Linked DNA regions of Homo sapiens: region 1 is linked to region 2. Evidence: read pairs that join two places in POLR2A ChIA-PET (ENCODE). Cell type or tissue: A673. All regions are shown on one strand. Each heading gives the region's core, and the rest is flanking DNA. Links, peaks and the distances in the headings are about the cores only.

Evidence for each region. ChIA-PET counts read pairs that join two places held together with the same protein. Peaks named below come from ENCODE experiments on the same cell type or tissue, not always from the same donor. Only the 100,000 strongest peaks of a DNase experiment are listed, where the experiment ranks them.
Region 1: POLR2A ChIA-PET joins it to region 2 with 14 read pairs; 2 of 35 experiments call an interaction of 5 or more read pairs at or near these places.

Annotation. Positions count from the first base shown.
Region 1 is chr13:21,117,094-21,132,702 of GRCh38, forward strand. No RefSeq gene overlaps it. Among named protein-coding and RNA genes, the nearest start is that of SAP18, 15 kb to the right of the region's middle. RefSeq lists an enhancer at 12,911-13,419. In A673, for the core only: no CTCF peak of the experiment used is centred there; a DNase peak (open chromatin) is centred at 7,928; H3K27ac peaks cover 340 bases.
Region 2 is chr13:21,008,608-21,024,216 of GRCh38, forward strand. All of the region lies in intron 2 of LATS2 (large tumor suppressor kinase 2), which reads right to left. Among named protein-coding and RNA genes, the nearest start is that of LATS2, 45 kb to the right of the region's middle. RefSeq lists an enhancer at 8,957-9,096. In A673, for the core only: no CTCF peak of the experiment used is centred there; DNase peaks (open chromatin) are centred at 8,484 and 8,974; H3K4me3 peaks cover 624 bases; H3K27ac peaks cover 2,819 bases.

The sequences.
Region 1 (15,609 bases), core at 2,969-10,968, 110 kb after region 2:
TGTCGTTAGTGTTCTACAAATATTAACTCATTGAACCGCATCCTCTTAGCAATCTTATGAGGCTGCCATGATTATTTCTCTATTATAGATGAGAACTCTGAAGCATGAAAAGGCCAAGTGTCTTGGTCCATATTGTGCTGTTATAGCAGGATACCTGAAATTGGGTAATATACAAAGGAATTTCTCACAGTTCTGGAGGCTGGGAAGTCCAAGGTCAAGGCAATGGCATCTGGTGATCTGGTGAGGGCTGTATCCTCTGGAGGGGAGGGATGCTGTGTCCTCATATGGCAGAGGGTAGAGAGGCAAATGGGCAAATGCTACATGAAGCCTCTTTTATAAGGGCCTTAATCCCATTAACCAGGAAGGAGTCCTCATGGTCTAATCACCTCTTAAAGGCCTACCTCTTAATACTGTCACATTGGCAACACCTGAGTTTTAGAGGGGACACATTCAAACCACAGGACTAAGTAAATTCCCCAAGGTCACCCAGAGTTAGCAAGTGGAGAACCATGAGCAAATCCAGGCAGCTGGCCTCAGAGCACTACACAATGCTTCCTTTGTTTGTTTGTCTTGGGGTTTTTCTTTTCTTTCCTTTGTTTTTTTTTTTTTGAGGGTCTCACTATGTTGCCCAGGCTGGTGCCTCCCAGTTTCTTATTTCCATTTTTACTTATTATTTCACTTATTTTTATTTTCACTCAATGAACACATCCAAAAGCCTAAAGCCATCTTTATATAGGCATTATAAACAGATACATTTTTGAAATTTATGTAAATCCACACAAGTGGTCGTGGAAAAATGGTGAATGTAAGCAAAATTAAAATGACTGAGAATCTGCATTTGCATTACCTGGGTTTGGAAAGCAAAAGTGTGGGAGTTCAGCATGGTATTTATTCATAATTTAAGAATCGGAAAGACACCATGCTCAGTATTTCCTGTCACTCACCTCAGCCCTAACCAGTTGGGACCACCCAGTCGCCCCAAGAATGGAGATTTTTCACTGAACTTTCTGTTTGGGAGGCAGCACCCCTCCCACCCAGCGGCTGCTCCCTAGCAGCTGCCACATTTTCAGCTGGGGAATTCCAGCTTTGTCTTGTCTCTGTGGCAGGCCACCAGGAGCCGTGCTGGACTGCAGTCGAGGCACAGCCTGATGATACTGATCTATAATTACTGTTTGTCCCTTGTAACTACACTTTTAAGCACTGTCAAGAAACTACTGTACCTTTTGTAGTATATTCAAAGCTAAAGTGGAAGATCTTAAAGATTCCCATTCTATTTATAAAGCTATGATGACATCATGTCCTTAGCAATGACAAGTTCTGCGCATATGAAATTTATAACATAGATCAAGTTTTGAGAATTTTTACCTTGTTCCTAGAAGTCTAATTGAAGACGTAACTAACGTAACCACCTTTGCTTCATATTTACTTTTTCCATATGTTCTTAAGTGTAATAGGTAGGACCAATTTGTTGGCCACTCATTCATTCATTCATACACAGTTTCAACCAACATTTGTTGAATGTTAGATCTCGGGCACAAGCTATGCCCTAGGATGCAGGAAAAATAAAACAGACCCTACCATCCTGGAGAAAGAAAGAAAAGAAAGAACACTGGGCAAGTGCCACTTAACTCTGTGCCAGGCATTGGTCTAGAAAGACTGACATGGTAAAAAATAATTAGAATAGTTTGAAAGATTTAGGAAATCATCATTCAAGATTTTGTGGGTGGCTGGGTGCAGTGGCTTATGTTTGTAATACCAGCCCTTTGGGAGGCCAAGGCAGGAGGATCGCTGTAGACCAGCCTGGGCAACATAATGAGGTCCCATCTCTACAAAAATACAAAAATAGCTAGGTATGGTGGCACACACCTGAGCCTGGGAGGTGGAGCCAACAGTGAGCTGAGATCGTGCCACTGCACTCCATCCTGGGAGACAGAATGAGACCATGTCTCAAAAAAAAAAAAAAAAAAAAAGTGGGTACAGGAGGAAGGAATGATGAAGTGTCCTGCGACTTGCAATCACAGGCAATGGTTTATCTTTTCTAATTTCATGTTTCTTCCATGTGATCTGGGACTCTTCTTTCCTCCATACACAGGACCTCTTCAAATGGGGAGATAATTTATGAGCATAAACTATCAACAATTAAGCTAAATCTCAAACACAATCTCAGTTTACTCAGCATTCCTTTGCTTTTTCATTTTTTGTTTTTATTTCTTGCTTGAGTGGTTAATATGCCTACATGGTTCAAAAATAGTATTTTTAGGCCGGGTGTGGTGGCTCACGCCTGTAATCCCAGCACTTTGGGAGGCCAAGACAGGCAGATCACCTGAAGTCAGGAGTTCGAGATCAGCCTGGCCAACATAGCAAAACCCTGTCTCTGCTAAAAATACAAAAATTAGCCAGGCGTGATGGTGTGTGCCTGCAATCCCAGCTACTCTTTAGGCTGGGGCAGGAGAATCAGTTGAACTCAGGAGGCGGAGGTTGCAGTGAGCTGAGATTATAGCACTGCACTCCAGCCTGGGCAACAGAGCAAGACTCCATCTCAAAAAAAAAAAAAAAGTATTTTAAAATATAACTAAATGTATTTTCATATATTATTTATATATTAATATATTACATGATTAATATTATTAAATAATTTATTGTATTAATAATAAATAAAATATTTTTATTAATAATAAATGTTTTATTAGTAAATATAAGGTTTATAAAATAAGTACAATAAGTATAAAATATTAATAATTATATTTACGTGTATATATACATATACATACATAAAATAAGGTATACAGTCTCTATAGGTTTCTACTTGTATTAGTTCCTCATGGACCTTTCCTATGTTCATTCATGAACAAACCAATGCAAATGTGCTTACTTACTCCTCCCCCTCCCCGTTTTATAAATAAAATGTAGCGCTCTGTCTACAATACTCAGCACGTTGCTTTTGTTCATTTAATGGTATATCCTGGACAATGATAATATCCTCATTATTTTTTACTGCTGCATTATATTCCTTTTTGTGAATGGGCCATAGTTTATTTAACCAAACTCTGACGGATGAGCATTTGGGTTTTTTAGTTTAAAGTCTTTTGTTGTGTCAAGCTTGTAACCATAGCCTTTTGTATACGTGTTTGTGTATCTGAATGATTAGTACTCAGAAAAGGGGTTGCAGAGTCAAACATATTTTTAAGTTGGATTAAATACTGCATTGACAAAGTGTTCCCTATTGGGGTGGTAACATTTTACATTTTCATCAGCAACTTAGGAAAGCTCCTGTTTCTTCAACGTTTGGGTTTTTGCTGATGCAATAGGTAGAAAGCAGTATTTCCGTCAAGTTTTAATGTGCCTACTTTTCTCTTACATGAGAGAGGTTGAGCATCCGTTCATTGATTCCAGGGCCATTTGCATTTCTTGTTCTATAAACTGTGTCCGTTGCCCATTTTTCATTTGGATTAATCTTTTCTATTTCTAAGAACTCCTTATAAGTCAGAGAGGGCCGGACAGATTGGCTCACACCTGCAATCCCAGCACTTTGGGAGGCCAAGATGAGAGGATTGCTTGGGCCCAGGAGTTCGAGACCAGCCTGGGCAACATGGTGAAACCTTGTTTCTACAAAAAAATCTAAAAAAATAGAAATTAAAATAATAATAATAAGAAGAAGTTAGAATAGCCCCGTGTCTGTGGCATAGTTTCCAGTATCTTTTTCTGGTTTGTCGTTTGTTTGCTGCTTATAGGCAGGGTCTTGCTCTGTCATCCAGCAGGAGTGATGTGGCACAATCAGGGCTCATTGCACCCTTGAACTCCTGGGGTCAAGTGATCCCCTCTGCCTCAGCCTCCCAAGTAGCTGGGACTACAGGCATGCACCACGCCCAGCCATGTCATTTGTTTTTTAACTTTGCTTATGGTGATTGATTTTTATGAAGTGGGATTATTCGCTCTGTCGCCCAGAATGGAGTGTAGTAGCACGATCATAGCTCTCTGCAACTTCAAACTCCCAGGCTCACGTTATCCTCCCACCTCAGCCTTCTGAGTAGCTAGGACTACAGATGCGCATCACACCCAGTTAATTTTTTATTTTAGTAAAGACAGTTTTGCCATGTTAGCCAGGCTGGTCTCGAACTCCTGACCTTAAGTGATCCACCTGCCTCAGCATCCCAAAGTGCTGGGATAACAGGTGTGAGCCACCATGCCAGGCCAATGTCCCCACTTAAAAATGCAACATCTATGCCTACCCAAACACTCCAAGCCCCTTACCCTGCTTTACCTTTTCCACAATGATCACTTCATAATATAATCTTTTTTTTTCTTTTTTTCTTTTTTTTTTTTTTGAGACAGAATCTCATTCTGTTGCCCAGGGTGAAGTGCAGTGGTATGATCTTGGCTCACTGCAACCTCTGCCTTTCAGATTCAAGTGATTCTCGTGCCTCAGCCTCCCAAGCAGGTGGGATTACAGGCATGCGCCACCACACCAGCTAGTTTTTTAATTTTTAATAGAGATTGGGTTTCACCATTTTGGCCAGGCTGGTCTCAAACTCCTGACTTCAGCTGATCTGCCCACCTCGGCCTCCCAAAGTGCTGGGATTACAGGTATGAGCCACCATGCGTGGCCGCTTTGTAACATGATCTATTATTCACTTATTTATTTTCTTCTTTTTATTGCCTGTCTTCTTCATATGACTATAAACTTCACTGGGACAGAGTTTTTTTCTCGTTTGTTTACTGAACATCTGCAGAGCCTAAACAGAGCCTCAAATGCAGGAAGTATTCAATAAATATTTATCAAGTGGATGAATTCAATTTTTGTTTTCTTTTTCCATTGGAGTTGGAGGTTTTTTTCTTATGAATTCTTTACATATTAAAGATATTGGCCGGGCGCGGTGGCTCATGACTGTAATCCCAACACTTTAGGAGGCCAAGGCGGGCGGATTGCCTGAGGTCAGGAGTTCAAGACCAGTTTGGCTAACATGGTGAAACCCTGTCTCTACTAAATATACAAAAAAATTAGCTGGGCATGGTGGTGTCCATCTTTAATCCCAGCTACTTGGGAGGCTGAGGCAGGAGAATGGCATGAACCAAGGAAGTAGAGCTTGCAGTGAGCTGAAATCGCACCACTGCACTCCAGCCTGGGTGACAGAGCAAGACTGTCTCAAAAAAAAAGATATTAGCCCTTTTGTCAATATGTTATATTTTTCTTAGAATATGTGTCCAAAAAAAGAGAATATGTCTCCCACTTTTCCTATGCATTTTCTTACATTATGGATAATATTTTATGAGCTGTATTATAGATATTTTCCTATACTTAAAAAAAATTTGGCCTGGCACGGTGGCTCATGCCTGTAATCCCAGCACTTTGGGAGGCTGAGGCTCCCTCCTCAATCCCAGTAGGCACCATTCCCACCATTGTGTCTCTCCCAGTGGCCACCTGCATTCACAAAGCATTGCCTTTATTCCTGGCACACACAGATAATAATTGAGGTCACTGTGTGATCACTGCATGCTATGCCCCTCCAGGATCCCATTTCCACCAAGAGGAGCTTGCCACTGCCTTCCAACCCAACCACCTCAGACAGCCAACCCCAGAACCTCACTGCTTTGGCCTTAGGGTTTGTTCCCCGCCCCGCCCCCACAACCTCCGCCCCTCCCCCCTACTCCCCGTCCCCTGCCCCCTGCCAGATTCCTATGTTGAATAGTCCCCACTGTGTTGGTATTGAGAGTTGAGATCATTGGTAAATGATCAGGTCATAAGGATGGACTCCTCATGAATGTGATTAGTGTCCTTGTTTCTGTTACAGGCTGGAGTGTAGTGGTGTGATCTCTGCTCACTGCAACCTCTGCTTCCCAGGTTCAAGCGATTCTCCTGCCTTAGCCTCCCAAGTAGCTGGGATTACAAGCATGTGCCAACCACACCCAGCTAATTTCTGTATTTTTAGTAGAGATGGGGTTTCACCATGTTGGCCAGGATGGTCTTGATCTCCTGACCTCATGATCCACCCACCTCGGCCTCCCAAAGTGCTGGGATTACAGGTGTGTTGCCCAGGCTGGAATGCAATTGTGCAATCTCGGCTCACTGCAACCTCTGCCTCCTGGGTTCAAGTGATTCTCCTGCCTCAGCCTCCTGAGTAGCTGGGATTACAGGCATGTGCCACAACCCCCAGCTAATTTTGTATTTTTAGTAGAGACGGGGTTCCTCCATGTTGGTCAGGCTGGTCTTGAACTCCCGACCTCAGGTGATCCGTCTGCCTCGACCTCCCAAAGTGCTGGGATTACAGGAGTGAGCCACTGCACCTGGCTCTCCCTCTGTCTCCCTCTGTCACCCGGCTGGAATGCAGTGGCGTGATCTCAGCTCACTGCAACCTCACCTCCCGGGTTGAAGCAATTCTCAGACCTCAGCCTCCCGAGTAGCTGGGATTACAGGCACCCACCACCATGCCTGGCTATTGTTTGCCCTTTTTTGCCCTTCTGCCATGTGAGGACACATAGAAGGTGCCATCTAAGAGGAACGGGCCCTCACCAGACACTGAATACCTGGCTCCTTGATCTTGGACTTCCCCACCTCCAGAACTGTGAGCAAGACATTCTGTTGTGTATAAATTACGCAGTCTAAGCTGTTTTGCTACAGCAGCCTGAACAGACTGAGACACCCACATTTGAGAGTTGTTTCCTGGGGCCACTTCTGGCACCAAACACGCAGTGTTCAATTGGAAAAACAAACCATTCTAGATATTTTAAGCAGAAAGGGATTTAAATTACGGAATCAGATACTGTAAAAACTGCTGGCAGGTCTAAAGGAGCAAAAATCCAGGGAAGTTTGTCAAAACAGCATGAAGAAAGATGCTAAGTAGCATGAAAAAATCCAGGAAAGTAAGGTGTTAGTTTCCAGGTTCATCATGACAGCTATGGGACGGGGACCTAGGAAATTGCTGCCCCCTGTTCCCTGGTCAGAAACCTCCATGATGCTCAAACGCCCAACAGGGAGGGGCAGCCTCGCAGCGGGTGCCTGGAGGTGGCTGCAAGGCCTCAGGTGTGCTGAGGTCCCCACATGCCCCCTGCTTGCGGCCTCGGCATCCCTTTGTCTTTCAAATAATGCAGGAGTACCTAAACTTGGTCCTTGGCAGAATGTAAATCCTGGAACCCTGGAGGCAAGAGGGTCTGGGAAATGCAGTTCTAGGATTCCGAGGAAGGCAGTGGAGATAAACCGTGGCTGAAGATAAAAAGAGGGAGAGAAAGCTCCCTAATGTCTAGCACACTCCATTAGAAACCTGGCCGGGCGCGGTGGCTCACGCCTGTAATCCCAGCACTTTGGAAGGCCGAGGCGGGAGGATCACGAGGTCAGGAGATCGAGACCACGGTGAAACCCTGTCTCTACTAAAAATACAAAAAAAAAAAAAAAAAGAAAAGAAAAATTAGCCGGGCATGGTGGCGGGCGCCTGTAGTCCCAGCTACTCGGGAGGCTGAGGCAGGAGAATGGCGTGAACCCAGGAGGCGGAGCTTGCAGTGAGCCGAGATAGCGCCACTGCACTCCAGCCTGGGCGACAGAGCGAGACTCCATCTCAAAAAAAACCAAAAACCAAACAACAACAACAACAAAAAACTTCTTTCTAATCAGGAATTCAGCTCTCTTCATTATACTCACTCTTTCTGTGAATCTCCTGACCCCCCCCCCCGCCCCCCGACAGGCTATTTCTCAGGGCCTGGTCCACAGGCCAGGTGTGCCCCATCCCAATCCTACTAAAATGTGCTCTCTGCAGGCAGCCTTTTTAGGACCACCATTAAGTACGCTGACAACCAAAACTTTCCTTTTCTCCAAGCTGTGAAGCTAAGGTTTCTGGAGTTTCCAATGGTTGCAAAGCCCACATAACTCGCTGAGCAACTGAGCTTGTGTCTGCTCCCCCTGTGCTGGCACACTGCCCAGAGTGGCAGCTTGCGAAGTCAGGAGCAGGATGGGGCATCTGAGACGGCCCTGCCTCCTCAGTACGCTTCAGCACACTCCAGTGTGTGAGTACAAGGCAGGAAGCGCTGGCTGCTGTCATTCCCTTTGTCCTGAAGAATGACAAATAGTCCACTGTAGGGTCCCAGCGGCTTCCCTGCCATGCCCAACTCATACCCTCAGTATAAATTACAAATTTACAGTTACACACCCTACCATCATACCTTAGCAGAGAAAAAAAATTAAGCTGAGTTACAAACTAGATGTTATTAAAAGCCTAAAGATTATGGTTACAAAGAAAAATATAACTATTACAAATTCTCAAGGCTTAATTATTTTTTCTTTGTAAAGACAGGCAGGCTGGACACAGTGGCTCATGCCTGTAATCCCAGCACTTTGAGAGGCCGAGGTGGGCGGATCACCTGAGGTCAGGAGTTCAAGACCAGCCTAGACAACATGGTGAAACCCTGTCTCTACTAAAAATACAAAAATTAGCCAGGTGTGGTGGTGTGTGCCTGTAGTCCCAGCTACTCGGGAGGCTGAGTCAGGATAATCGCTTGAACCTGGGAGGCAGAGGTTGCAGTGAGCCAGGATTGAGCCACTGCACTCCAGCCTGGGCAACAAGAGCAAAACTCCGTCTCAAATAAATAAATAAAGGCAATTAAAATGTAAATTTGTAAAACAACAACAACAACAACAAAATAAAGGCTTGTGATACTACCCACCAGAATAGATCAAGCAAAAATTTGGATCCGGTAATTTTTTTTTTTTTTTTTTTTGAGATGGAGTCTTGCTCTGCCACCCAGGCTGGAGTGCAGTGGCGCCATCTCAGCTCACTGCAAGCTCTGCCTCCCGGGTTCACACCATTCTCCTGCCTCAGCCTCCCAAGTAGCTGGGACTACAGGCGCCCGCCACCACGCCCAGCTAATTTTTTGTATTTTTTTAGTAGAGACGGGGTTTCACCATGTGAGCCAGGATGGTCTTGATCTCCTGACCTCGTGTGGATCTGGTAATTTTTAAGTCTTAAAAATTCTTTGAACTCAGAACTGTAAATAATGAAGAGATGTCCAAAGCATTGGCAGGCCTTGCACAGAAATTTCCTGGCTGCTTGAATTTCAAACCTCTCGCCTTCCCAAGTCAGTGAGCACCAAGCTTTGGGAATGATTCCCAACCCCAGGGAGCCCTCGAAACAGCTGAGGTCCTGGGCTTTCCCTGGAGGTGTTGGTTTCCGTTGTTTGTTGTTATTGTTGTTTTAAGATTCCCAGGTGCTTCTAATATGCAGCCACAATTGAAAACCTCTGGTTTAAGGGTTAAATAAGGCGGACATCTCAACTGTTTTCATATTGCTACTTCACTACTTCTACTACTCCCAGAAATAATCTAGTAACTATTTCCAGTCCCACAATGTAATGGTCTTGAACTGATGCCATTTAAAGTTGTGTTCACCTGGCCTGTAACAGCCACCTTGACTCCTTTCATAGCCTGGGGTTGTGGCTGACTTTTGTGACTTTCCCTGAGTGAAATGGTGTGTGCACTAGAGTTACTGTCTTCTCTCCTGGCTGGCCATTTTGAAATACCTTCCACATACAATACATGCCTACTTATTTGCTTTTTCTCCCTTTTCGTTGATCAGGACTTAAGAGTTTTGAAAGTTGATTAAAATAAATATTCTTCAGAACTTGAATCTGGCTGTCAAGAATGTGAGTGAAGCCCCATACAGTGGCTCACACCTGTAGTCCCAGCAGTTTGGGAGGGCAAGGCAGGAGGATCACTTGAGCCCAGGAGTTCCAGACCAGCCTGGGCAACATAGTCACTCTGGTTGGGGCATGCCCTCTGCACCAGCTCTGGGAGGTGATTCTGCCTGTTTTGCTGACTGCCCAACCTCACAGAGTGGTTGTGTGTTTTTCTAAGCCTAATCGATCAGCCTTCTTGGTGGTTCTATGAGCTGCTTTTTCAGTCCATTCCTTTTCTTAAATTGGCCAGAGTCCTTCCATGTTTGCAAGAAGAATCCCAACTGCTATGACTCTTATTCTAATTAAAATAAAATTCAAACTCCTGTCATGGTCTCAGATAGGTGACCTGGCCCCTGCCCACATCTCTGGCCTTTCTGTCCTTTGTCCTCCCTGCTCCAGCCCCTGGCCTGGCTTCTTTTTTTTTTTTTCCTTTTTGAGACAAAGTCTCACTCTGTCCCCCAGGCTGGAGTGAAATGGCGCAATCTCGGCTCACTGCAACCTCTGCCTCTCGGGTTCAAGTGATTCTTCTGCCTCAGCCTCCTGAGTAGCTAGAATTACAGGTGCCCGCCACCACGCCTGGCTAATTTTTTTTATATTTTTAGTAGAGACAGGGTTTCACCATGTTGGCCAGGCTGGTCTCGAACTCCTGACCTCAGGTGATCTGCCCGCCTCGGCCTCCCAAAGTGTTGGGATTACAGGCGTGAGCCACTGCGCGTGGCTGGCCTGGCTTGCTTTCATTCTCCCTACATGCAGCCTGGGCCATCTCAGCCCCTTCCCAGAGCTCACCTTCTGCCTGCAAGCCCCATCTCCCAGATCTCCAGGCTGTCTCTTCTCATTTGGCATCACTTCAGGGCCCTGTGTGTTTCTCTTTCTCTTTTTTTTTTTTTTTTTCTGAGACAGGGTCTTGTTCTGTCACATAGGCTGGAGCGCAGTGGCACAATCATAGCTCACTGCAGCCTTGACCTCCTGGGCTCAAGTGATCCTCCTACATTAGCTTCCCAAGTAGCTGGGACCACAGGTGCACACTACCATACCCAGTTAATTTTAAAATTTTTTTGTAGAGATAGGGTCTTACTATGTTGTCCAGGCTGATCTTGAAGTCCTGGGCTCAAACAATCCTTCTGACTCAGCCTCCCGAAGTGTTGGGGTTATAGGCACGAGTTTCCAGTTTATTTGGGTAAATACCAAGGAGCATGATTGCTGAATTGTATGATAATAGTATGTTTAGTTCTGTAAGAAACTGCCAAACTGTCTTTCAAAGTGGCTGTACCATTTTGCATTTCCACCAGCAATGAATGAAATTTCCTGTTGCTCTACATCCTCAGCATTTGGTATTGTCAATGTTTTTTATTTAGCTGCATAAACAATCATGTCACCTGCAAACTACAACAGTTCTTTTTTTTTTTTTTTAAACTAGTTTATATAAATAGAGACAGGGTTTTGCTATGTTGCCCAGGCTAGTCTCAAACTACTGGGCTCAAGTGATCTGCCTGCCTCAGCCTCCCAAATTTCTGGGATTACAGGCATAAGCCACCATGCCCAGCCAGTACAACAGTTTTAATTCTTCCTCCCCAATCTGTCTACCTTTACTTTTCTTTTCTCATCTTGCATTAGCTAGGACTTCTAATACAATATTAAAAAGCAGTAGTGAGAAGGGACATCCTTTCCTTGTTCCTCATCTTAGGGGGAGGACTAATTTCTCACCATTAAGAATATGATGTTAGCTGTAGGCTTTTTGTAGATGTTCTTTATCTAGCAGAGGAAGTTCCTCTTTATTCCTAGTTTGCTGACAGTTTTTTTTATCATGAATGGGCGTTTGATTTTGTCAAATGCTTTTTTTTATATTATTGATATGATATTATTTTCCTTCTTTATTATTATTATTTTTTTGAGATGGAGTCTTGCTCTGTTGCCCAGGCTGGAGTGCAGTGGCCCAATCTTGGCTCATTGCAACCTCCGCCTCCTGGGTTCAAGTGATTCTCCTGCCTCAGCCTCCTGAGTAGCTGGGATTACAGGCACCTGCCACCACACCCGGCTAATTTTTGTATTTTTAGTGGAGATGGGGTTTTTGTATTTTGTTTTGTATTTTTAGTAGAGACAGGGTTTCACCATGTTGGTCAGGCTGGTCTCAAACTCCTGACATTGTGATCCGCCCACCTCGGCCTCCCAAAGTGCTGGGATTACAGGTGTGAACCACCACGCCCAGCAACATCAGCTGATTTTTAAATATTGAGCCAGCCTTGCATACCTGGGATAAATCCCACTTGGTTATGGTTTTTTAATACAACATTGTTGGATACAATTTGCTTATATTTGTTGAGGATTTTTGCCTCTGTGTTCATGAGAGATACTGATCTATTTTTTTTTTTTAAGCCAGGATCTCATCTTGTCACCCAAGCTGGAGTGCAGTGGTGCAATCCTGGCTCACAGCAGCTTCAGTCTCCTAGACTTAAGTGATCCTCCCACCTAAGCCTCCCAAGGAGTGGGGACTATAGACATGCACCACCACGCCTGGCTACTTTTTCATATTTTTTATAGAGATGGGGTTTTGCCATGTTGACCAGGCTGGTCTCGAACTCCTGACCTCAAGTGATCTGCCCACCTTGACCTCCCAAAGTGCTGGCATTACATGTGTGAGCCACTGCGTCTGGCCCTAAAATGTCTTTAACCATGTAACACATATTTTAATACCAGTTATACATTTATTTGGGAGCGGTGGCTCACTTGTGTAATCCCAGCACTTTAGGAGGCCTCTACAGCTTGCCTCTGGTAAATATGTTGCTGACACTCTGCAGACTCTTGAGGAAGTAGATGTCTGTTTGAAAACCATTTTCCATCTAATCATTCAAATGCTTAAATTAGGGATTAAAATGAGAGACATTTCAACTCTCTGAAAAGACAATGCCACCCCTTTTTCTGTTCCACTGGCTTAAAAGTAAGTGGGTTTCCAAATCCTACACCTTAGGGTCTAATTGGTGGGAACAGCCTAGTAATTTATCCAACTGTTCATTGATATAATTCAATAGGCATTAACTGAGCACTAGCTATGTGCTAGGTAGGCTCTGTGGACTGGGCTAGGAGCTGGGGATGCAGAGGTAAGACAGAGCCTCTGCCCTCAGGCAGTTTACATTCTATAAAGAGAGGGTGACATAAGTCACATAAATCAGAAACGAGAGATGCTATGAGAAATAAACAAGCGATTGCTGATGGAGGAGGGAGGCAGAGAGAACTCTACATTACTAAAGCTGAGAAAGGCCTCTCTGAGATTACTTTGATAATAGAGTGAGTGAGGACTGAGGATGGGACAAGGGTGTGGGGGAAGATTGTCTCAGGCAGAGGAAGCAGCAAATGTTAACGTCCTGGTCTGGTAGGGAAGGCCCACAGGGCTGCAGAGCAGTGAATTAGGAGGATGGCGGGAGAGGAGGGTGGAGGAGTCATCAGTATCTTAGTATGGAAGTTAGCTTTTGTTCCAAAGTACAATGGATACTTTGAAGGTTTTTAATCAAGGGATTAGGACTTTTAAAACACTACCCCTCTGGCTATAGCGTGAAGAATGCCAGTAGGGGTGACACAGCAAGAACAGTTAGGAGGATCAGGACTGATTCATGGCAGCATTGCCTGTAGTGCTGATGCCAAACAAGCACTTGTGCTCATTTGTAAAAATACAGAGTTCTGGCCAGGCTGGTGGCTCATGCCTGTAATCCCAGTGAGAGGTGAAGCCAGCTGGACTTCCTGGGTGGAGTGGGGACTTGGAGAACTTTTCTGTCTTACAAGAGGATTGTAAAATGCACCAATCAGCACTCTGTAGCTAGGATTGTAAAATGCACCAATTAGCGCTCTGTAGCTAGCTAGAGGTTTGTAAAATGCACCAATCAGCACTCTGTAAAAATGCACCAATGAATGCTCTGTAGCTAGCTAGAGGTTTGTAAAATGGACCAATCAACACTCTGTAAAATGGACCAATCAGCGCTCTGGAAAATGGACCAATTAGCAGGACATGGGCAGGGACAAATAAAAGAATAAAAGCTGGCCATTCCCCCTTTTTCCACCGCCCCCTGCTTCCGCCAGCAGTTGCAACCAGCTCCAGTCTCTTTCTGGGTTGTGGAGGTTTTGCTCTTTCCCTCTTCCCAATAAATTTTGCTGTTGCTCACTTTTCGGGTCCCTGCGGTCATTAAGAGCTGTAACACTCACTATGCCATCTTTAAGAGCTGTAACACTCACCGCGAGGGTCCGTGGCTCCGTTCTTGAAGTCACGGAGACCACGAACCCACCGGACACCAGCACTTTGGGAACCCTTGGAGGCTGAGGCAGGTGGATCACCTGAGGTCAGGAGTTCTGAGACCAGCCTGACCAATTTGGTGACACTCTCTCTCTACTGAAAATACAAAAATTAGCTGGGTGTTGTGGTGTGAGCACATAATCCCAGCTATTTGGAAAGGGAGACAGGACAATTGCTTGAACCCAGGAGGCAGAGGGTGCAGTGAGCGGAGATCGTGCCATCGCACTCCGGTGTGGGAGACAGAGACTCCATCCCCCCTCCAAAAAAAAGAGGTTTTTTTTTGTTTTGTTTTTGTTTTTGAGACGGAGTCTTGCTCTGTCACCCAGGCTGAAGTGCAGTGGCGCGATCTCAGCTCACTGCAACCTCCACCTCCTGGGTTCAAGCGATTCTCCTGCCTCAGCCTCCCGAGTACCTGGGACTACAGGCGCCCGCCACCATGCCTGCCTAATTTTTTTTTTGTATTTTTAGTAGAGACAGGGTTTCACTGTGTTAGCCAGGATGGTCTCGATCTCCTGACCCTGAGATCTGCCCGCCTTGGCCTCCCAAAGTGCTGGGATTACAGGCATGAGCCACCAAAAAAGAGTTCTTAAGATAGCAAAAAGTAACCACCTGGGCTTGGTGGCTTATGCTTGTAATCCTAGCACTGTGAGAGGCAGAGGTAGGAGAATCACTTGAGGCCAAGAGCTCAAGACCATTCTGGGCAACCTAGCAAGACTCAATCTCTACAAAGTATTAAAAAATGAGCTGGATGTGGTGGCTCATGCCTGTAGTACAAGCTGCTCATGAAGCTGAGGAGGGAGGATCCCTTGAGCCCAGGAGCTGGAGGCTGCAATGAGCTGTGATCATGCCACTGCCCTCCAGCCTGGGAGACAAAGTGAGACACTTTCTTTCTTAAAATAAATAAATAAATAAGAAGGCCAGGTGACATGGCTCATGCCTGTAATCCCAGCACATTGGGGGTGAAGGTGGCAGGATCACCTGAGGTCAGGAGTTTGAGACCAGCCTAGCCAACATGGTGAAACTCCGTCTCTACTAAAAATTATAAAAATTAGCCAGGTGTGGTGGCATGCGCCTGTAATGCCAGCTACTTGGGAGGCTGAGGCAGGAGAATCACTTGAAGTGTGGAGGTGAAGGTTGCAGTGAGCCCAGGTGGCCACTGCACTCCAGCCTGGGCAAGAGAGTGAGACTCTGTCTCAAAAACCGAAAGAGAGAAGAAATGTACAGTCTAAGTAGTAATTGTACTATCTGTAAGCTTAATTCTTCTAGGATTGTTATGGAAATTTATATATTTTTTCGACTCCTTTTTTGAGACAGGGTCTCACTCTGTTGTCTAAGCAAAAGAGTTGTACAGTTATACACAATCACGGCTCACTGCAGCCTTGACCTCCTGGGCTCATACAAACCTCCCACCTCCAGCTTCCTGAGTACCTGGGACTACAGGCACGTCCCACCCCAGCTAATTTTTTTTTTTTTTTAAGAGACAGGGGTCTTGATAATGTTGCTCAGGCTGGTCTTGAACTCCTGGACTCAAGTGATATTCCTGCCTCAGCCTCCCAAAGTGCTGGGATTACAGGTGTGAGCCTTTGCGCCCAGCCTTTACTCTTGGTAACAAGTAGATGCTTTACTGAGACTGTTCACATACAACCCTTTGGGAAACAGAGCCCAGTAAATAT
Region 2 (15,609 bases), core at 4,773-12,772:
AGCAATCATAGAACTTCACTGAAAAAATAAGAGAGCACTTCACACCCATTAGATTGACAAATACTTTAAATATCTGACAACAGCAAGTGTTGGCAAAGTTAGAGAGATGCTGCATTTTGATAAACTGAGGAAAGGTGTGTAAATTGGTACAATCACACAGGAGAATATTTTGACCATATCTAGTAAAGTTAAAGATGCTGAAATCCTACAACCAAGATTCCACTTCCACCCCCTAGATAAGTTCCCCACCTTTGCAAGAGGAGACATAAAAAAGAATACTCACTGTACTTATGTCTGTAGGGGAAAACTGGAAACTATCTAAATGTCCATCACCAGGAAATCACAAAACCCATAATGAATGAAAAAAGCACGTTGCAAAATCACGTTGTATAGTGTTTTAACAGTACAACAAGGCCCAGGTTGTTCGTCCCACTGCCCATGCTCTTTCTTCACAGTCTTGCCCCCTTGTCCTGCCAGCGATTTGGGCCAGAACTGAGTGCATATTCACTGTGTCTGGCAAATAGGAACCGCTCAGTCACGTGTGGTGAGTGATGAATGAACAAACGAACAAATGAATGAATGAATAAAGAAGCAGATGTGCAAAGGTACAGCTCTTTTGTGCCTTGGCTCCCCCACCACGTGGTCAGCTCTTGGAAGGCAGGAGCAAGCATGCTGCACATTCAACCCGGAGCCTTGGAGCACTTTGCAAAGTGCTGAACAGCCATCTCTCCCCGACACCTGCTCCTCTCCTCTCCTCTCAGAAGCTTTGCAGAAACTATTCCTGCAAACTGGTTCCAATTTGCTGCTGGATCATTGGTCCCAAACAATTCCCATACTCTTTGGGCCCAGCAAGTCATGTCTGGGAATTTATACTTATCCTAAGGGTAAGCTAAAACAATTAACAGACTGTTAAGTAAAAACACAACAACAAAAATGTAGGTAACAAACACATATATGTGGGATTTCCAGGTATATGTGGTGCATTAGCCACACCAAATCACTCTTACTATTCTTAATTTTTCATCATAGCTGTTACATAACAATCACAGCATAAGAAGAAAATTCAATACCTTTTAAAATACAGAAACCAGATGGAGGAACAGCTGCTACCTCCACATAACAGACGACAATACACCAAGTACATGCTGTGAGCCCACAGGGCAGTGAGGATGAGGTATGGGTGGAAAAAGAGGCCTCCCTGGAGGTCTATATGAGATCACCTGGGTCCTTAGGTGTCCCCAGGCCCCCGCCCCAACACCAAATCAGACTACAACACAGTGAGAGCAGACAGCAAGGAAATAACACAGAAGGGCCAGGCGTGGTGGCTCATGCCTGTAATCCCAGCACTTTGGGAGGGCGAGGTGGACAGACTGCCTGAGGTCAGGTGTTCGAGACCAGCCTGGCCAACATGATGAAACCCTGTCTCTACTAAAAATACAAAAATGAGCCGGGCATGGTGGTGTGTGCCTGAAATCCCAGCTACTCGGGAGGCTGAGGCACGAGAATCGGTTGAATCTGGGAGGCAGAGGTCGCAGTGAGCCAAGATCGCACCACTGCACTCCAGAGTAGGCCATGGAGCTAGACTCTGTCAAAAAAACAAACAAACAAACAAACAAAAAACCCACAAAGGAATAACACAGAGAGTTAAGTGAGCATGGAAGTACTAAATCAACCACACTGGCTTCAACTCTCCTCCCCTGCCAACCCCCACACACCCTGCAGATCTGAAGATCTCTTCTGGTAAAACCGAAAGGCCCCAGGGACAAACCCCCAGTCCTCCACCTGGTCACCCTACAGCAAAGCCCCCACTCTACAGGCCCCACCCTATAGTCCTTCCAATCAGCTTTTAGTACATCACTCCCAAACATGAAGAGCCAAGAGTGCTGAATATTCAAGGAAGTTTTCCAAACAAAGCCGGAACAAACAAACAAAAAATCAAATAGTGCAAATAACATGACTGTGTTTTCATAAAATTACATCAGTAAAAAAAGCACTGTCAAAGACACTGTGAACTCTGGAAGAGCCAATCCCTCAAGATGAATCCTGAGCAGCCAACTGGGCCTTAGTTGAAATTAGAACCAAGTGGCCATTTGCTGACTAGTCGTCACACATGTACTTTGAATTCCTGGAAAACCCATACCTCTGCTTAACTTGGGGACTTTCATAGCTGCCTGTTCCTGTTTACCCTGCCTGAACCAATCATAAGGTCTGACTTATGTTGACCAATCAGAGCTCAGCAAACATCAACCAATCAGAACTAAGCAAGTTTGACTCCTTCATTTGCATAAATGGACCTGAGTGAGAACATGGACAGAAACTTTATAAAACACAAACACTCCTTAGATTCTCTGGAATGTACCTTCAGTTTACATTGAAGGCTGCAGCTCCCTGGTTTGCAAACTGCTCATTGGAGTAAAGTCTTTTTAAATTCCTTTCCAGAAAACTTTTGTTCACACATATATCAACATGGTAATGGTAGCTACCTCATAGTGATGGTGGCATGTTGATTTTTGCAGAAATGCATGCCAATTAACCATCAAATCATCTTATATCAGGACCATGGCCGTTTCTACCTCCTCTCATCTCTTTCTTGGCAGTATTTTGAAATACCTGCTTTTCCTCACTTGTCCTGAATCAAAAACTGAAACTAGCTACTAAAGAAGGTGAGTATGTATCAACTTCTGGATGAAAGTTGGGATCCGCAGGTCCCCTCCACCCAATCCACAGGCCTTAGACCTCCATGAAATCTGGACTCTGATACTTTGCTACAAATGATCTAGACATATATTTCTCATGCTAGGAAACTCCTGTTTTTAAACTGGTCACTGTACCCACAAGTGGCAGAGAGCTAGGAAACTAAAAAGCAGAAAATATACTTTACAGTTCCTCAGGTCCAGCAACACTTTCTCTGAGAAAATGGTAATTTTGCATGGCTGAGTGACACCATGTGATGGATGACTGAACAGTGTTCTCATCACATGCTACTGGTGGAGACTTTGCCTTGGCCTAGGAATTTAAAAAATCTATTCTGCTTCTTTCCTGACTCTGGAAAATATAGGGGCAAAATACCAGCTGGCTGTTGTAGACTTAACAGAGTTTCAAAAATGATAGAATGTATTAATACAGTCATGCATTCCTTAAATATGGGGATATCTTTTGAGAAATTCATCATTAGGTGATTTCGTTGTTGTGTGAACATCATAGAGTGTACTTACACAAACCTAGATGCTACAGCCCCCTACACACCTAGGCTAGATGGTATAGCATATTGTTCCTGGCTACAAACCAGTACAGTCCTCACTTAACATCATCATTATGTTCTTGGAAACCTGCAAGTTTAAGCAAAATGATGTCTAACAAAACCAATTTTACCATACAGAGGGAGAATGTGCAAACTCCACACAGTGGCCCTGGCCAGGAATCATTTTTTTTTCTCATCAACGCTATAACAAAATGATCTTAAATGAAGCATGTTATTCAAACACCTGTTGCACAGCCTGAGATTGTAGTGAATACTGTAGGCAACTGTAACAGAATAGTGTTTATCTAAACATCTCTAAACATAGAAAAGATAATGTAAAAATATCATATAAAAGATTAAAAAAAATGCATATCTATATAGGACACTTAACATGAATGGAGCCTGTAGGGACTGGAAGTTGTGGAGGGTGAGTGAGTGAGTGAGTGGTGAGGGAATGTCAAGGCCTAGGACATTACTGGACACTTTAAAAGACCAGCAGTGCCCAGTGCTGTAGGTTTGTTTACACCAACATAAACCACACATGCGTAAGTAAGAGTTGGACTATGAAGTTACAGCTACAAAGCCATTAGCTAATAGGAATTTTCCAGCTCCATCACAATCTCATGGGACCATCATCATACATGTGGCCCGTGGTTGCCCGAAACATCGTTATGCGGCACTTGACTGTATTTATTACCAGGTGTTTCATTCACTAGGACCTTTTCTAGTCAAATTTTCTACCTAGTAGTGTTCCTATCTTATGATTCTTTTCTCCTAGAAAATGCTATTCATGGCTTTGTTGGATGGTAAACAAGTATGGTATAAGCGCTTTGCAGATTTTTTAAGGGAACGAGCAGAAAGAGAGGAAGATGGAATGAACAGCGCTAGCACAGGGCGGGAGCTGTGCGAGAAGCTGTGGGTGATTGGGTGAATCACACCCCCCCCCCACCTCCTAGGAAATAAGGGTTCCTAACCACATTTCAAAGATGAACAAACTGAGGCTAAAATAGATTAGCTTTTTACCTAAAGTTACAAAGATAACATGGATGAAAGAGGAGAGGTAAGGAGGTGGGAAGAGAAAATGCTCCAAGTACTTGTTTCTATTGCAAAGCAATTAGTTAAGGTATTGAGACCTTTTCCAACTCAGTAACTTCATGGTCTCTGATGTAATATTTCCTTCATTCAGTGCTGAGGAATACCAAGCAGTGTAAGGCTCTGTTCTAAGCACTGGGGATGCAGTGGTGACAGAGCAGATGAACATCCCTGTGCTCATGGGCATGCCACCCTGGTGCTGGGGTAGGTTCTTGTATATGAAGGTTCTCATGTGCTTGCCTGCTTAGGTGAGTTAGGCCCATCCGCTATGGTGACCATGAAGCAGGCTGCCTCCCAGGTTACCAACAGCTGCTCACCAGTTACAGCCTTGCATGTTCTGCCCAATTGGACCTGACAGCTGTCCTGGCTCAGTACTTATCCTGGCTCGATGCCTAATAATAATCTCATTTCTTGGACTATGACTAATGTGCATGAGGGAATATTAATGATTATACCTTATAAAAGTAAAAATTAGTGTTTGCTGATTCCAGAGTCTGTGGAAAAAGTCCAATTTTCTGTAGAGAAGATCCAAACGGCCAGGAAAGGCAATGGTAGGGTTACTTGGAAGGCTGCACACAGCAAGGTAGAAAGTCCTGGCCTTTGTTTAAAGGGCTTGACAGAGTTCCATGTTATCTACATCCCTTTCCCGTTTATGTTGGAACGTTCTCTTTATTTACTCTCTGAAATGTCCTTTTTCTTGTCCTCCCAATAAATTTGTACAGATCACTTAAAAATAAAATAAGGGCCAGGTGCAGCGGCTCGAGCCTGCAATCCCAGCACTTAAGGAGCCTGAGGCAGGAGGATCACTTGAGGCCTGGAGTTTGAGGCCATCCTGGGCAACACAGCAAGACCCCGTCTCTACAAAACAATTTAAAAAGGAATTAGCCAGGTGTGACCACACATGCCTGTGGTCCCAGCTACTCAAGAGGCTAAGATGGGAGGATCGCTTGAGCCCAGGAGATTGAGGCTGCAGTGAGCTATGATTGCACCACTGTACTCCAGCCTGGGCAACAGAGCAAGACCCCCAACTTGAAAACAAAAGAAGAAGAAAGAAGAAGAAGAAGAGGAGGAAGAGAAGAGGAGGAAGAGGAGGAGGAGGAAGAAGGAGAGAGAAACAAAGAGAGGGAAGGAAGGAAGGAGGAAAGGAAGGGAGGGAGATTAAAATGCCAAAGAATGTAGGAAAAACAGATAAAAGTATTTTTAAAAAGAACAAGAACAGGGTAATATGAGTCGGGGGCAGGGGGAAAGGCGCGCAGGTCACTCCCAGGTCACTCCAGATGGATGACAGGGCTCTCCCAAACCCAAGGCCTTTTCTTCTTGTTCTCCCACAGATGCCAGCAAACCAGGGAGGACAATTAGCATTGCAGCCGGCCACTCTCTCAGGCTAAACCACATCTCAATACAGAGACACATGAGCCAAAGACAGCCCTGACAACCAGGGTCAACAAACCAAAGGACCCACTCCTCACTGCCACCGTGGTTTGGCTTAGCTGATCCTGAAGTATGAATAAAGCACGGCCTTGGCTAAGGAACTGCCATAAAGGAAGTATTTCTGAGTGAAATGTATATGCTAGATAATATTTTTTTAGAAAACTACACACCAGGAAGGTTTTATGGCAATGCTGAGGATGGATGCTAGGAGGACATGAGAAGGAACGACGCTGACCATCCATGCAGCAACTGAAACAAGCTCTGCTGATTTCACTGAAGTGGAAAAATCTGTTTATGCAGCCAGCACTGCTGCCATCAGCCTGAAAGTCCAATGTGAGCAACAAAAATAAACATCACAGGGTCAAGGAAAGAAGAAATATGATACCTTTTTAAAAAAGAATGTTTGTTGAGTGGTTTAAGTTTACAGATTCAACCAAATGGAAACTCCTTTCTCAAAACTCACAAATACCATGCAACCTTCTTTTTCCAGCTGGGATGATTTAAACTATTCTAAGATCTTGTCTGCTTTATGACACGTTAGTTTTGAAAGGAGGTACTGACAGCATGTTTGTTGGCAGGTTGATGAGCCTCAACTGTGAGCTCCGGGAGGGCAGGCCAGGCCTAGTGCGCTCACCGCCGTATCCCTGGGGTCCAACACATGGCCTGGCACTGCTGGCACTCACGTGTGGGCTGAGGCAATGACTAACACTGATACAGAATTCTTCTTGAGTGTCACATGCACAGTGTTCCAGGGAAACTGTATAACTCTCTTGGTCCAGTAATATTTAGATTCCTATTGAAATGAGCTATCCTGTACTTTCTCATGAATGGTTAGATACACATTTTCTTACTCTTCTTCCATCATCAAATCTTTTTTTCTGAAGGGTTCTGCCATCAGCCTCTGGTGTGAGTGGGATTTGGGCTGTTTTGTTGTGACTGTCAGGATCCTGCCCTGGAAGAAGGCTCACACTGCAGACACACGAAGGACCAGGACCCTAGTGGGGACTGGACATCATACTCCCTTGTGGCACAATTTCTGCTGTGTATTTAAAGACATGTCCAATACATAGTTAAGAACAGCTAACTGTATAATTATCCATACTACACACACTGATTCACCACAAAACCCAAGGAAAACTTACTCATAAACTTGTCATAAGAAGATAAGCAAAATAATTTGGCTTCACTAATGCCCAACTTTTAAAAGTTTCCTAGGTAGTTGTTTTAAATAGGATTTGGGGAACTGTGAAAAATTAATTTGATTTTTTACAACCAGCAGTTTGCAAAAAGCTCCATTTACCTCTTTATATCAGTTCATCCCTCATTTTATTTATTTATTTATTTTTGAGACGGAGTCTCACTCTGTCACCCAGGCTGGAGTGCAATGGCGCGACCTCTGCTAACTGCAACCTCCGCCTCCCAGGTTCAAGCGATTCTCTCGTCTCAGCCTCCCGAGTAGCTGGGATTATGGGCACCCAGCATCATGCCCAGCTAATTTTTGTATTTTTGTAGACATGGGGTTTCACCATGTTGGTCAGGCTGGTCTTGAACTCCTGACCTCAGGTGATTTGCCCACCTCGGCCTCCCAAAGTGTTGGGATTACAGGCGTGAACCACCACGCTTGGCCTATTTTTTTGAGACAGACTCTCACTCTGTCACTCAGGCTGGAGTGCAGTGGTATGATCTCGGCTCACTGCAACCTCCGCCTCCTGGGTTCAAGCGATTCTCTCACCTCAGTCTCCCGAGTAGCTGAGATTATAGGCACTCGCCATCATGCCCAGCTAATTTTTATTTTTGTAGAGACGGGGTTTCACCATGTTGGCCAGGCTGGTCTTGAACTCCTGACTTCAGGTGATTCACCTACCTTGGCCTCCCAAAGTGCTGGGATTACAGGCATGAGACAGCGTACCCGGCCTATTTTTATTTTTTTTGAGACAGACTCTTGCTCTGTCACCCAGGCTCAGTACAGTGGCGTGATCTCGGCTCACTGCAACCTCAGCCTCCCAGGTTCAAGCAATTCTCCTGCCTCAGCCTCCTGAGTAACTGGGATTATAGGTACATACCACCATGCCTAATTTTTGTATTTTTAGTAGAGACAGGGTTTCACTATGTTGGCCAAGCTGGTCTCAAACTGCTGACCTCAAGTGATCTGCCTGCCTCGGCCTCCCAAAGTGCTGGAATTACAGGTATGAACCACCATGCTCAGCCAGTTCATTCCTTTAAAAACGGCCAGAAAGCTCTCTAAGAGACTTGATATGAAATTTCTTACACTTCACCCCAGCCAACCCCCAGGAAACAGCAGCTCTCTGCTGCAAATACCAAGGCGCCAAGAGCAGCCTCTCAGGCAACCCAGAGCAAAAACCAAGTGCTTTTCCAAACCAAGGGCAGGCAACTGATTTGTTAATTTCCCACTGTGAAATTCATCAGAAAACCTCTCACTAATAAAACTCCACACAACACCTGAACTAACTCTCTTTATCACGGCAGAGTCCTTAACTGCCTACCTTGTTCCTGTTGTTAAGTCCGGTTCCCCAAAGATAAGTAAAACCAACTTGCCCGATCCATGGCCATGCATCTGTTCTCAGACATAAGAGGGATTACAGCATCAAATCACTTATGAGAAAAAAACATTCATAACAACTCCCACAGAGGAAAATATGGCAGAACCGGAAACAAATTCATCTTCATTAGTGCTTCTTACCCAGATTTCTAAGGACTGGGAAGCATCCCAGTGGTGGTTACTGGAGGTGACCAGCCATGAACAAAGCGCCTGGCACTTGAATGGCAGCCAGCACAGTGAAATAAAACGGACGATAGCCATTAATCATCCAACTGTGCAGAAAAAGTTAGCATTCTATCTAGAGCTGTGTTTTACTGATGTTTGGTAGTTTTTTTCTTTTGTACTATGACTCACAATTTCATAAAAACACTTCCCTTACATAGAGGTGATGCAATCCTTTTTCTTTTTTTTGTTTTTAATTTTTGTAGAAATGGGGTCTTGCTATGTTACCCAGGCTGGTCTCAAACTCCTGGCCTCAAGCGATCCACCAGCCTCGGCCTCTCAAGGTACAGGGATTACAGGCATGAGCCACCACACCTGGATGATTCTTTACATTGTTATGTGCAACCCACAAAACTGATTATTTGATCTACTCAAGGATCTTACTGTGTAGTCTGAAAACCACTTCACTAAAAAATGCTTGGGTGTCATCAGCAACCAGTGCCTTCCCTTCAAAAGATGACTCATTTCTTTCTTTTTTTTTTTTTGTTTTTGAGATGGAGTCTCACTCTGTCACCCAGGCTGGGGTTAGTGGCACCATCTCAGCTCACTGCAACCTCCGTCTCCGGGGTTCAAGTGATTCTCCTGCTTCAGCCTCCCAAGTAGCTAGAATTACAGGCGCCCACCACCACACCCAACTAATTTTTATATTTTTACTAGAGATGGGGTTTCACCATGTTGGCCAGACTGGTCTTGAACTCCTGACCTCAGGTGATCCGCCTGCCTTGGCCTCCTAAAGTGCTGGGATTACAGGCGTGAACCAGCATGTCCAGCCTGATTCATTTCTTCATACTAATAATGTGAGACTATCCCTTCAATTAGGTGCCATGGTTTTCTTTATATCCTCCAAATTTAAAGCTACCATATGGAAGTGGGAAATGTGAGGCCAATTTAGTTTCATTCTTCTGAATCAATGTCACTCAGCTTCAGTAACACGTAGGATCACTGGCTAGTTTTGATCTGAGACTTTTAGGTAGAATACATGTAAACTGACAGTTCAAGGAGGTCTCTAAAACCTAAGGCATTCCTTCAGGCAGGTGTAAAATACTTAGAATTCACTTAGAAAGTAAACACTTAATTAAAAAATACTGTATGAAAATAAGTGAAGGCAAGTTTCCTTCAGACTTGGGACAGACCACACTACCCTACACAGGACATTTGTGACGTGGGTGTTGGGCGAGGTATGTGGCAATACTGAGGGGCATGCTACTGTCCATCTGGCAAGATGAGGAGACAAGGGTTGACATGGAAAAACAAAATTCTGCCCTGGGGCAGATGAAAAGTACTGCATGAGGCAGCTAGAGTTCAGAAGGGGAAGGGCTGGCTCCAGCTGGGTCCACCTGGCCTTTGATGAAAGGACAAGCAGGACCACCCTGGCAGACCACACCCTGCTTGCGCAGCAGGTCCAGGAAGACTGTGGTCGCTTCCCTGATGTCCTTCACCCAGGTGCCTGAGAGTGACATGCTGTTTCATACCAAGACTCTCCGAGCCTTCTTTTCTCAGAGTCCCTCTTTTTTTTTTGACACGTTGTCTTGCTTTGTCGCCCTGTCTGGAGTGCAGTGGCTCGATCACGGCTGACTGCAGCCTCCACCTCCTGGGTTCAAGTGATTCTCCTGCTTCAGCCTCCTGAGTATATAGGCATGCAGCACCATGCCCAGCTAATTTTTGTATTTTTAGTAGAGAAAGGGTTTCACCATTTTGGCCAGGCTGGTCTTGAACTCCCGACCTCAAATAATCCGCCTGCCTTGGCCTCCCCAAGTGCTGGGATTACAGGTGTGAGCCACTGTGCCTGGACCCGAGTCCCTCTTTACGACTAATTTTCCTTTCTACTTTTCTGCAGCCACTCTCTCACGCCCCTGTCCTGTAAATGGCCCAGTAGCTCTGTACGTGGGAACCAGACATCCTAAGTTTGAATCCTGGACCAGCTGCTTTCTCCCTATGTGGTCTAAGGGAGTTCCCTAATTACTCTGTATTTCCATTTCCTCCCGTGTACCTAATTTTTAATACATCTTAAGCACGTAAGACAGTGCTTGTTACCTGGTAGGCACCCAGTAAATGTTAGCTATTATATAGTCACAACATACAGCTGAAAGGTTTTAAAAAATGAACTGTACATATTAAATCACTTTGTATTCTCACTTGGATTTGTTATTATTATTATTATTATTATTATTATTATTATTATTATTATTTGAGACAGAGTTTCACTCTTGTAGCCCACGCTGGAGTGCAGTGGCGCAATCTCAGCTCACTGCAACCTCTGCCTCCCGGGTTCAAGCGATTCTCCTGCCTCAGCCTCCCAAGTAGCTGGAACTACAGGTGCACGCCACCACGCCCAGCTAATTTTTTTTTTTTTGTATTTTTGTATTTTTAGTAGAGACAGGGTTTCACCATGTTGGCCAGGCTGGTCTCGAACTCCTGACCTCAGGTGATCTGCCTGCCTCAGCCTCCCAAAGTGCTGGGATTATAGGTGTGAGCCACCGCATCCAGCTGGATTTGTTATTATTTTTAATCTCTCAAAAAAAAAAAAAAAAAAAAGGCGGCTGGGCGTGGTGGCTCATGCCTGTAATCCTAGCACTTTGGGAGGCCGAAGCGGGTGGATCACCTGAGGTCAGGAGTTCGAGACCAGCCTGGCCAACATGGCAAAACCCCATCTCTACTAAAAATACAAAAATTAGCTGGGGGTGGTGGTGCACTCCTGTAATCCCAGCTACTCGGGAGGCTGAGGAAGGAGAATTGCTTGAACCCAGGAGGTGGAGTTCGCAGTGAGCTGAGATCGTGCCACTGCACCCCAGCCTGCGTAACAGGAGTGAGACTCCATCTAAAAAAAAAAAAAAAAAGCCCTAAACTCATTTGTCTTCTCATTGGCATACTTTTCTAGAGAACAGGGAACACATTTTCATGCAAATGGCTCCCCACTTTACGAAAGTGGTTGAAGGAGAGTGGATGTACATCCTTTCCTTTCTAGACAGCTCCTAAAGTCAGTCAGTTCACATAAAATATACCTGAAAACACACCAATTCCCACTGTGACATAGGGAAGCCTGGCAAGATTCTTCATCAAAGCAAGGAGCTTCTGACGTGAGCAAGTCTAGCTCTCCACTACATCAGCCAAGTGAATATCTGAAAGTACACGCCCCCTTTCAGAGCTTGCACGAACAATTCTATTATTATCCTATTATTTGCCATTAAAAGTAATGACAAAAACCTCAATTGCTTTTGCACCAACCTAATACAACCAGAAAGAAAGCCAAAGCCTCACCGCACTGCCTCTAGGCACAGGGCAATTTACCCAGGAAAGTTAGGCCAGGAAGTAAACTTTTGTAACCAAAATAGCATTTTTAATTTACAAGACCTTACATCTACTTACTAAGGAAATGTTAAGGGAAAAAAATCACATTAATTCCTCTCGAGTACAGCTAGATGGCCATAAATGTTGTCCTGCTTAAAACACAGGACTTCAGACTGCCTGCATGTAGTCAGAATTCCTGCCATCCATCAAACAGCCAGGCCAGGTCTGCCTCTCTCCATGTAGGGACACTGTCCAGGGGCTAAAAGGTTGAAAATGGCTTTTTTCCACTAGGAAGGCTGTGGGGACATAAGCTGACAACTACCCTACATGGAACAGGCAACCCCGTCATGCAAGCAGGCCTCTCTCCCAAAGGCACCTCCATCCCTGCTGTCATGTGGCACAGATGAGCACACCTACTACGTCACAATGCAGTGTAGCCACGCCAGACTGGACCAAGGACACACTCTTAGCCTTCTCTTCTCTCCAAATTCACTTTATTATCTTTAAGCCACACATCCGTGGTTGGGAAGGTGTCCTTGATTCTTCAAAAATCAAAAGGCATCTCCTGATATGCTGTCTGGGATTTATTTTAAGAGTCTGAGAGGAAGAGAGGTGGGAGGGTTATAGATGAAACAAGACAGGCCGTGTGTGGGTCACTGTCAAAACTGGTCAGTGAGTATCTAGGAGTTCATTATTTCATTGTTTACTTGTGAATATGTTAAACATTTTCCATAATTAAAAGCTTTCTTGGTCAGGTGCAGTGGCTCACACCTGTAATCCCAGCACTTTGGGAGGCTGATGCAGGTGGATCACTTGAGGTCAGGAGTTCAAGACCAGCCTGGCTAACATGGTGAAACCCTGTCTCTACTAAAAATAGGAAAATTAGACGGGTGTGGTGGTGCGTGCCTGTAATCCCAATTATTCAGGAGTCTCAGGCAGGAGAGCTGCTTGAACCTGGGAAGCAGAGGTTGTAGTGAACTGGGATTGTGCCACTGCACTCCAGAGCCCGGGCAGCAGAGTGAGACTCTGTCTCAAAAAAAAAAAAAAAAAAAAAAAAAAAAAAGCTTTGTAAAAGGCATTTCTGATATGCACGTTTAAGTTTCTGGAGAAAACAAAACCCTTTGCCAAGTTCTTACTCCAGTGTGTTTAAATTTCACATTGTTAAGACGTTCAGGTTTCTTGTCAGCATTGCTCAAAGCTGCCCATGGTCAGCAGCTTAATTTTTGAAGAATTGAGGACACCTTCCCAACCACTGATGTGTGGCTTAAAGATAATGAAGTGAATCTGCAGAGAACAGCGAGGCTAAGAGCATGCCCTTGGTCCAGTCTGTTGTGAACAGTGCTGCTCCTGGGGTCCACACTGCAGTTATGCACTGTAGCCCTCACAGAGCCCCAGGGCACCTTTCACAGTGCCACAGAGACCAGTTCTGTCACCAAGCAGCACAGGGTGAAAGCTCCTCAGACTTCTCAAGCTGTTCTGACAGAGAAAAACCAAAAATCTTTACTTAGACTATCTGTTTCCACACTTTCTTCGTTAGAGGAGCTGATTTTTTTTTTGTGACTGAACTGAAAGTATAGTGGGCCCTGGGTGAAATAGAAAGATGAAATAGGAGAAAAGACTATTTTCGTGGGTTCTCAAACTTGTGGAGGAGCTCTGAAAAATACCAATGCCCAGAATCCACCCTGGACCAATTAAATCAGAACTTCTAACAGATGTGTATGTATGCCTGTGTGTGCATACATGTGTACATGTGTGCAACTACGTAAGTGTGTGAATATGTGCATGCATGTGTGCCTATGTGTGTGGACGTATGCATATGTGCGTGTGCATGTATTTGTATGTGCATGTGTGTGTGAGTGTGCATGTGTGTGAATATCTGTATATGCCTAAGTGCATGTACTGAGTCAGGACTGAGAACCATTGCTCAAGGCCATGCATGCACCTAGATGGCCTCAAGTTCCTCAAACACAACCCCCACTAGCCCCGAAAGCCTAAAATCCCTGACATCTCACTTTTGTACTGCACGGTTAGAAGGTTCTTCCTGTATCCTGCAAAGATTGGTCCAGGTGGACCTTGGACCCACTGGCCCTTGTTCTAACCACGCAAAACACACCTTGTCCCTCATTCAAAATGTTTGAAAAGATCAAATGAACTGTACCAAAGTCAGAGGAAAGCTTTTTGTTTATTGTCAGAGTGCTTTTAGGAATCCCGCGTTTACTGCCTGAGCCACAGAAATGTAATACTGAAGGGGGAGAGAGATGAGGACTATGAAGCAAACACACACAAGGCCAATTTAGATATGAGAGTGGGGATTTATGTGTTTTTATAATACTGGAGTGGGTATAAACAGAGCTATCCACCCTGCGAGAGAATAAAAGATCCTCATTATGTTCATAAAGGGATTTTGCAGATTATTTCCTGCTTTAAAGGAAATAATCATGTTTCCTAGAACACATCTATAATCTTCATCATATACAAATAAGCAATAGACTCCCCTTCTTCACTCTCCAGCTGGACGCTTGGGCAAGGGTGTTTTGATTTTCTCTGATTAGCCAGGAAAGGGGGTGTGGGGGAAGCCACCCTCACCCTCTAGTCCAGCCCAGCAATCCCACTGCATGCACCTGCAGAGCCCCAGGGGGGCAGTGTCGCTCGAGCCGGGGACTCCTTTCCAAAGATCGCTCCCGGCATCCATAGCGCTGCATCGAGGGCTCCGGGCTCCGAGGGCTCCGAAGGCCGGGGAGTGGGACCAGCTCCCACACAGGAGACGCAGCTCAGGGCTTCTACATTTCTAGGAATGCTAAAAACCCAATTTTCTTAATTCCTTTTTTTTTTTCTTTTTAGAGATAGGGTCTCACTACGTCCCATCCTCCTGCCTCAGTCTCCTGACACACTGGGACCACAGGCGCTCGCCCCCTCTCCAGGCCCAATTTTCAGTGTGAAAGCTCTTGGTTCTTAAAAGTTGGAAAGACATTTTTAAAAAACTTGTAAGACACCGTGTGGGTAGAATAGAACCCAACTGCAAGTACACGGACCCCTGCACTTCCCGTCCTTGGCCTCTGTTCTCGAGGCGGGGCCAGGACTCTCCACGCTGCCGGAGAGCCCAGACAGTGTCTGAGATTGATGGTCAATAACACAGCAAGGTCTTAGGATTTCAAAAGGATGGGAGGGAGGTCCACCAAATGACACATTTTCTATGACTGGCTTTAAAAAAAAAAAAAAAAAAAAAAAAAAAAAAAAAAAAACAAACCTCGGCCGGGCGCAGTGGCTGACGCCTGTAATTCCAGCACTTTGGGAGGCTGAGCCGCGTGGATCACCTGAGGTCGGGAATTCAAGACCAGCCTGACCAACCTGGAGAAACCCCGTCTCTACTAAAAATACAAAATTAGCTGGGCATGGTGGCGCATGCCTATAATTTCAGCTATTCAGGAGGCTGAGGCAGGAGAATCGCTTGAACCCAGGAGGCAGAGGTAGCAGGGAGACGAGATCGCACCATTGCACTCCAGCCTGGGCAACAAGAGTGAAACTCCCTCTCAAGAAAAAACAAAACAAAACACAACTCAGGGGGCTTTGGAAAACAAGCAGGCATCCTCGGGAAGGGCCCCCCAGGGAGTTTACAGACCTTCCCCAGAAAGGTTAAAGTGTCTCGCTGTGCAAAAAAAAAAAAAAAAAAAAAAGAAAAAGAAAAAACAGCTTGAAAAATAACAGGAATGGGCCGGGCATAGTGGCTCACACTTGTAATCCAGACACTTTGGGAGGCTGAGGGGGAGGGATCACT